2 separate regions of the Homo sapiens genome follow, and region 2 is linked to region 1. A link is a loop called in an ENCODE intact Hi-C map of the cell type or tissue named here. Cell type or tissue: heart left ventricle. All regions are shown on one strand. Links, peaks and the distances in the headings refer to the core of each region. The heading gives the core; the rest is flanking DNA.

Evidence for each region. A loop is a pair of places that touch in the nucleus more often than their neighbours do. Peaks named below come from ENCODE experiments on the same cell type or tissue, not always from the same donor. Only the 100,000 strongest peaks of a DNase experiment are listed, where the experiment ranks them.
Region 2: it touches region 1 in a loop (4-fold over the local background); 68 of 110 quality-filtered maps call a loop at or near these places.

The regions. Positions count from the first base shown.
Region 1 is chr3:45,486,246-45,489,155 of GRCh38, forward strand. LARS2 (leucyl-tRNA synthetase 2, mitochondrial) reads left to right here. Exons shown (of 22, transcript NM_015340.4): 12 at 2,452-2,567. The region is part of intron 3 of LARS2-AS1 (LARS2 antisense RNA 1); the gene reads right to left. Among named protein-coding and RNA genes, the nearest start is that of LARS2-AS1, 22 kb to the right of the region's middle. In heart left ventricle, for the core only: no CTCF peak of the experiment used is centred there; no DNase peak of the experiment used is centred there.
Region 2 is chr3:45,218,119-45,221,028 of GRCh38, forward strand. No RefSeq gene overlaps it. Among named protein-coding and RNA genes, the nearest start is that of TMEM158, 6.7 kb to the right of the region's middle. In heart left ventricle, for the core only: no CTCF peak of the experiment used is centred there; a DNase peak (open chromatin) is centred at 1,657; H3K27me3 peaks cover 1,636 bases.

The sequences.
Region 1 (2,910 bases), core at 173-2,672:
GTTTTGGTGAAGGCTTTGTGGAGGAGGCGAACTCGAGCTATTCAAGAAAAGGATTGTGAAACAGCAGTAAAATTGAAGGCATATTTAGAACTGTAAATTGGATGTCCTTGGCAGCCTTACTCATTCGTGAGCATTCTAAACTATCGTCATGTAACAGGAAGTCTGAGAATGAACAAAGAGAAGGGAACCTAAAGACAGCTCTGTCCAAAATCTGCCTCCTTTAGGACAGACCTGTGCATTTTTCATTCCAACATTCCTACTGTAGATTCCAGCCAGTCCCCAGAGTCCCGAAACCTTGCAGAGAAAGTTATTTCCACACTATTTCCTAGCACACAGAAATAGCATTTCTTCTTAAATTCACATTTTTCCCCTCATAACGCTCAGATCAGTGTTTCATGAAGTTGTTTGAAGAAACGTCAAAGCAGAAAATCGATGTTACTCTCTTCTAACCATTTAAACCTAGAAAATGTGTTGTTTAAAGAAATAATTCCTTCTGTTACTTTTATGCATTTTACAATTAGTAAAATTTATTAATATAACCAGCCGGGATAAACATAAAGGCAGTTTTTATTGATGTGGCTTTTGGGGGAGTTTTTTGTTTGTTTGTTTGTTTGATATTTTGAATCATTACTGACACAATATTGAGAGTTTTGAAGGAAAAAAATCGGATTTTTTTAGGTGCATATGGAAAACTGTTTCTCCTGTTGTCTTGATTTCCCATAGTTTCTTAATTAACTTTTTCCAAATTTTTGCTTTTTGCCCTCCAAGAAGAACAAGAGCAGAAATAAACAGGAGATAAAGTGGTGTTTTTGCCTCCCACCTGCACTGTTAGAAATAGTTCACATTCAACTGAGCACAACATGACTACCACCATGGCCTGAGGCATTCTTTATACGGCCAAATACATTCTGTGGTTACAGTGTCTCCTTTTAAACATTACTCCTGGTTCTTCCAAATTCTATTTTAGAATGTAGTAAATGACTATTTTCCTTTCTTGACTATGAACACCTTTTGGTAGTATATTTATTGCTTGCCATTTGTCCTCAACCTTCAACTCCACTCAACATTTATTCAACGCATTAGATGCATTTTGTCTATAATCTCAGCTAGAACACTACAAAACTTTCCATCATGTCACAGAGCTTTTCATCATGTTTGGGACCTTTAGAACATGTCTCCCAAACATTCAACCACTGTTTTAGGGCATTGTTCCGAGATCTGACTTAAGCACCTTGTGTAATACCCTTAGCTTTATATCTCTCAGTTTTCACACAATGTGTTGTATCCATGAGTATGTCAGCAGCTTTTACAGATGACCCTATAGCAGGGGTTCTCAACCAGGGGAGATTTTGCCACCAAGAGACATTTGGCAATTTTGGAAACATTTTTGTTTGTCACAACTCAGGGAGTGCTATTGGTACAGTTCAACATCCTGCAATGCAAAAGACAGCCCCCGCAACAAAGTCCACAATGTCAGTAGTACCAAGGTTGAGAAATCCTGCCCTTACAAAACCAAAGAGCTGGGGGGAAAAGAAAAAAAAACCCATTCTTATGAATACCCGAAGCCAAAACAGCAGGCCTTGGCCCCCCTGGGTGAGTGATTTATTAATGCTCAACTTCTCCTCAAGGACATATGTGAGTTAAAGAATAAATGTCTACTTAGAATGTACTATTGCCTTTGGGAACAAAACATAGTTACCAGTTTTTGACTTCCTGACTGAGTGGATTTTTCTAGGACTGCTAGGAAATGCTGGAGGAGTCAGCCCCGCTTCTTGAGAGAACCCCACTGCCCTCTGCCACTGAGGGAATTCAAGAAAGAGGCTTCCACAAATGCTTATAATTTTTAGTGGCAAAAAAAAGCACTCAAAAATGTATATATTAGGATTGTAACTATTAAAAAAAAATAGGCTGGACACAGTGGCTCACACCTGTAATCCCAGCACTTTGGGAGGGTGAGGTGGGCGATCACTTGAGGTCAGGAGTTTGAGACCAGTCTGGTCAACATGGCGAAACCCCTTTTCTACTAAAAATACAAAAATTAGCCAGGCATGGTAGCGCACGCCTGTTATCCCAGCTACTCAGGAGGCTGAGATATGAGAATCACTTGAACCCGGGAGGCTGAAGTTGCAGTGAGCCGAGATCGTGCCACTGCACTCTAACCTGGGCAACAGAGCAAGACTCTGTCTCAAAACAAAAACAAAAACAAAAACTAAGCAGAGGAAAAAGACTTAAAGGAAGTAATACCAATATGGTAAACTAGTTGTGTTTTGGCAGTGGGTTTCTCCAAGACCGTGTTCCATTTTCCCAACTAATGTGATGTGGTTTTAAAACTTCTATAACTAAAAGAGATAGTCTCCTTTAAGAAGCTAAACCTGGGTGTCAGTACTGTCAGTTGTTTTGTGATTTGGGCACTTGTGAAGGAAATGTTTTCTTTTCTTCTCCTCTGAATAGGAATTCCCAGTACTAGCTCAGAGGACACCATCTTAGCCCAAACCCTGGGCCTGGCCTACTCTGAAGTCATTGAAACTTTGCCAGATGGCACAGAGAGACTGAGCAGCTCTGCTGAGGTTGGTGACTAAGAACTTACTTCCAGAATGATCACCTTGATACGACTTTGATAGACATTTTCCTTCAGGTGCAAATTACAACCTGTTCCTTCACTCGTCCCCATACCTAACAGCCTTGTGGCCTCATATCTATCAGAACAAAATAATATTCTTCAAGATCTAGAAGTTTGCCAATTGTAAATCAAATTCAGTCCTTGAATAGAATGGTATCGAAGTAACTAATTTTGTGTTGGTAATCTCTGCTTGAGAAAAATTATCTTTTCTAAGGAATCTCTGGTTCCTTGGGAGAGGTGACTGAAATTGTTTCTTTTTCCTAGAGGAGATATCTGTTCTCTCCAGATTA
Region 2 (2,910 bases), core at 176-2,675, 270 kb before region 1:
CTGAGGATCATAAATATTCTGAAATAAGATTCCAAGGTACTACAATAGCAAGACCACAGTTCTAGATCCTTACACAGTGTGGATCATGATTTAAGTCCAGAGTGGCTACCATAGAAGGCAGCCCTATAGGTAGGCTGGAAATCACAAATGTTACCCCCGGGATAGAAAAGTGCATTGGTAACAGTGGTGGCTCAGAGGGGCCTGGAGTGCCATCGCAAGGGGACTCTGGGGGCTCTGTCAGGTTCTAAACAAGTTTCTCCAACCTGCAGCCACTTGACCTCTAGATTGGGGTTGGGGTATTTGGGGGGTTGGAGAGATAGGGCCAGCAGCCTTCTGTCCCATGCCCACTGACCCTCAGGAAGTCTGATAGGACTGCCAGTAGCCCAGCAAGGACTCTAATCACAGAACAAAAGGGGTCCTGGTGGGGCACCTGGAAGGTAGGTTATTTTCTAGAGTGCCAAAAAAGCTTGCTGGGAGGCATGTTGTCTCCATAGTCAAAATGAGGCCTTGGCATGTTATCAAGATGCCAATCATTTTGATTTTTATCACTGATCCTGTGAAAGCACACAAAAGAATGCATCTTTGGCAGCACTCTAGTGCTTTGAGAGACAGTCCTGGGAATGCTCAGGCAATAAGAACGCCAGGAAAATACTAAGGGTGAGACGAGGAGAAAGGCCTTTAATTGTCCTGAGTGAACAGCCATGCCACCTGTCCTCAGACGACCACAGGAAATCCCCACCCTCCTCAAAATAACCTTGGGCCTTGTCCCATCCCGGGGTGTGGCAGAAAGCATCCAGTGTCAGCACAGGCTTGGAGGATGCCTAGGCTTGGAGGGGATGGTGCACTGGCTGGATCGATTGGGCTGAGGGTTATGTGATCTTGATAGCTGGAAGTGAGGGGCAGAAAAGAAGGCAGCCTCTTAGAAAGACCAGAAACAGAAGATTGCGGCGAAAGCATGGGGGCCTGCTGTCTGCAGAGACCTTGGCTGTAAAGAAAACAGCAGGAGCTGACCGAGGACAGTGTTGCTGTGTGGGGAATGGACAAAAAATTTGTAAATTTAAGTTACTCACCAGACACGGTGACTCATGCCTGTAATCCCAGCACTTTGGGAGGCCAAGGTGGGCGGATCCCTTGAGGTCAGAGTTTGAGACCAGCCTGCCCAACATAGGGAAAACTGTCTCTACTAAAAATATAAAATTAGTCGAGTGTGGTGGCAGGTGCCTGTAGTTCCAGCTATTTGGGAGGCTGAGGCAGGAGAATGGCTTGAATCTGGGAGGCAGAGTTTGCAGTGAGCTAAGATGGTGCCACTGCACTCCAGCCTGGGCAATAGAGTGAGATGCTGTCTCAAAAAAAAAAAAAAAAAAATTAAGTTACTTAGAGCTAATGGGAGATGGTAAGACCAGACGGGTGAGCGTCTTGAAAATGTCTGAGAGCTGGAGGCAAGTAGGAAACTTGTACTTGGGGTAAGAACCAGAGAAAATACCAAGAACAAGAATCCCCGCAGAATGGAGCCTTGGTGAGGAGAATCCAGCGGACCTTAGGCGTCTCCTCATGTGTGGAGGCTGCACAAAGCAGTTTTGCCCTAAAACCAAAGACCCAGCAAGGAAGACCCAAGAAGGGAAGGTGATGTCTGGTAAGTGCCTGCCCACAGTGGACGCAGTAAGCAGCCGTGTTCCAGTTTAAGGTTTGTTCCCCAGCAGTCCCACACATGGTGAAGGGGTTCGGCACTCCCAGCCCAGAATGAGCCCTGTATTGCACTGGGAGAGATGTCCCAGAAGAGGCGCAGCAGAGCCGGGAAGGGCGAAGGCACTGTCTATAGAGCCAGTCTGCCCTGGGGTGGGGAGTTGAAGGGGCGGGGGCTGAACAGAAGGTCTACCAGCAAGAGACCAGAGGGTAGTCAGGAATAGGCCCCACTGAGCACCCATGACAAGGTGCACACAAGGGCCGCCAGCCCCAGTGAGCTGGGTGAATTTGGGCAGTTAGCCTCTGTTATCCCCTCCTTTTCCTAGTGGCTTCTCCGGCCAGAGGAAAAGGCTTAGCTGTGAAATGAATGCCATTTACATTGCTCTTAACTCTCCCAATCCTTTTAGCTCAAAACCTCTTAATCTAGCTGGGAAATGGAGGATATTGGCCCCCAGAAAAAGGAGAGAATAGGAGAGTGAAGACCCACCTCTTCATGCCCCTGATGTTAATGAATCTGGAGGAGGGGCTAGGCCAGGAGAGCCGAGATGCTTGTTCTGACACACTCTCCTTGCTCCCCATTTTGTTTCTAACTATTCTCCTATCCCTCAAGATTCCTAGACCGTGGGGATCCAGAGTGCAAATCTTCCAGATTAAGTTCTTTAGGGATATCCCCTCCTCTATTTTTGGAAAGCTACCAAGCTGATACCGCCATTGTCTGTCAAATGCCCCAGGAGCAGCAGGTAGCTTCCAGCATGGCCAGGTGGCATGGGTGTCAGAGGAGGAGAGTCTAGAGCCAGCACTTCTAGAATGATCCTTTGTCTACTCACCAAACCAAGTCCTGTAATTCTTCTGGGTGGCCACAGATCACACAGGTATGGCAGTGCTGAAAGTCGTGGTTATCATTAATGTTGCTCACTGATGCCAGTTTTCCTCTCCCTTTGGCCACCGGGAAATGTGAACTCCTTGGCTCCCTTGTGATGGGTGGGGCCACATGACAATTCTCATCAATGAGCAGAAAGGACGTGACTTCCTGCCTGGAGCATACTGAATTGCCAGTGTGAGACCCTCCAGGATTTGCTTCCTCCTACCTAGATGATGGCGGCCACCTTGTTGAGCCAGAGTCCCCATAATCTGGGTCCCTGAAGGATTCCAAAGGGCAGAACTCCTGCCACCTTTGGACAGCATGAGCAAGGAAAAAACCTTTTTTTTTTTTTAGACAGAGTCTTG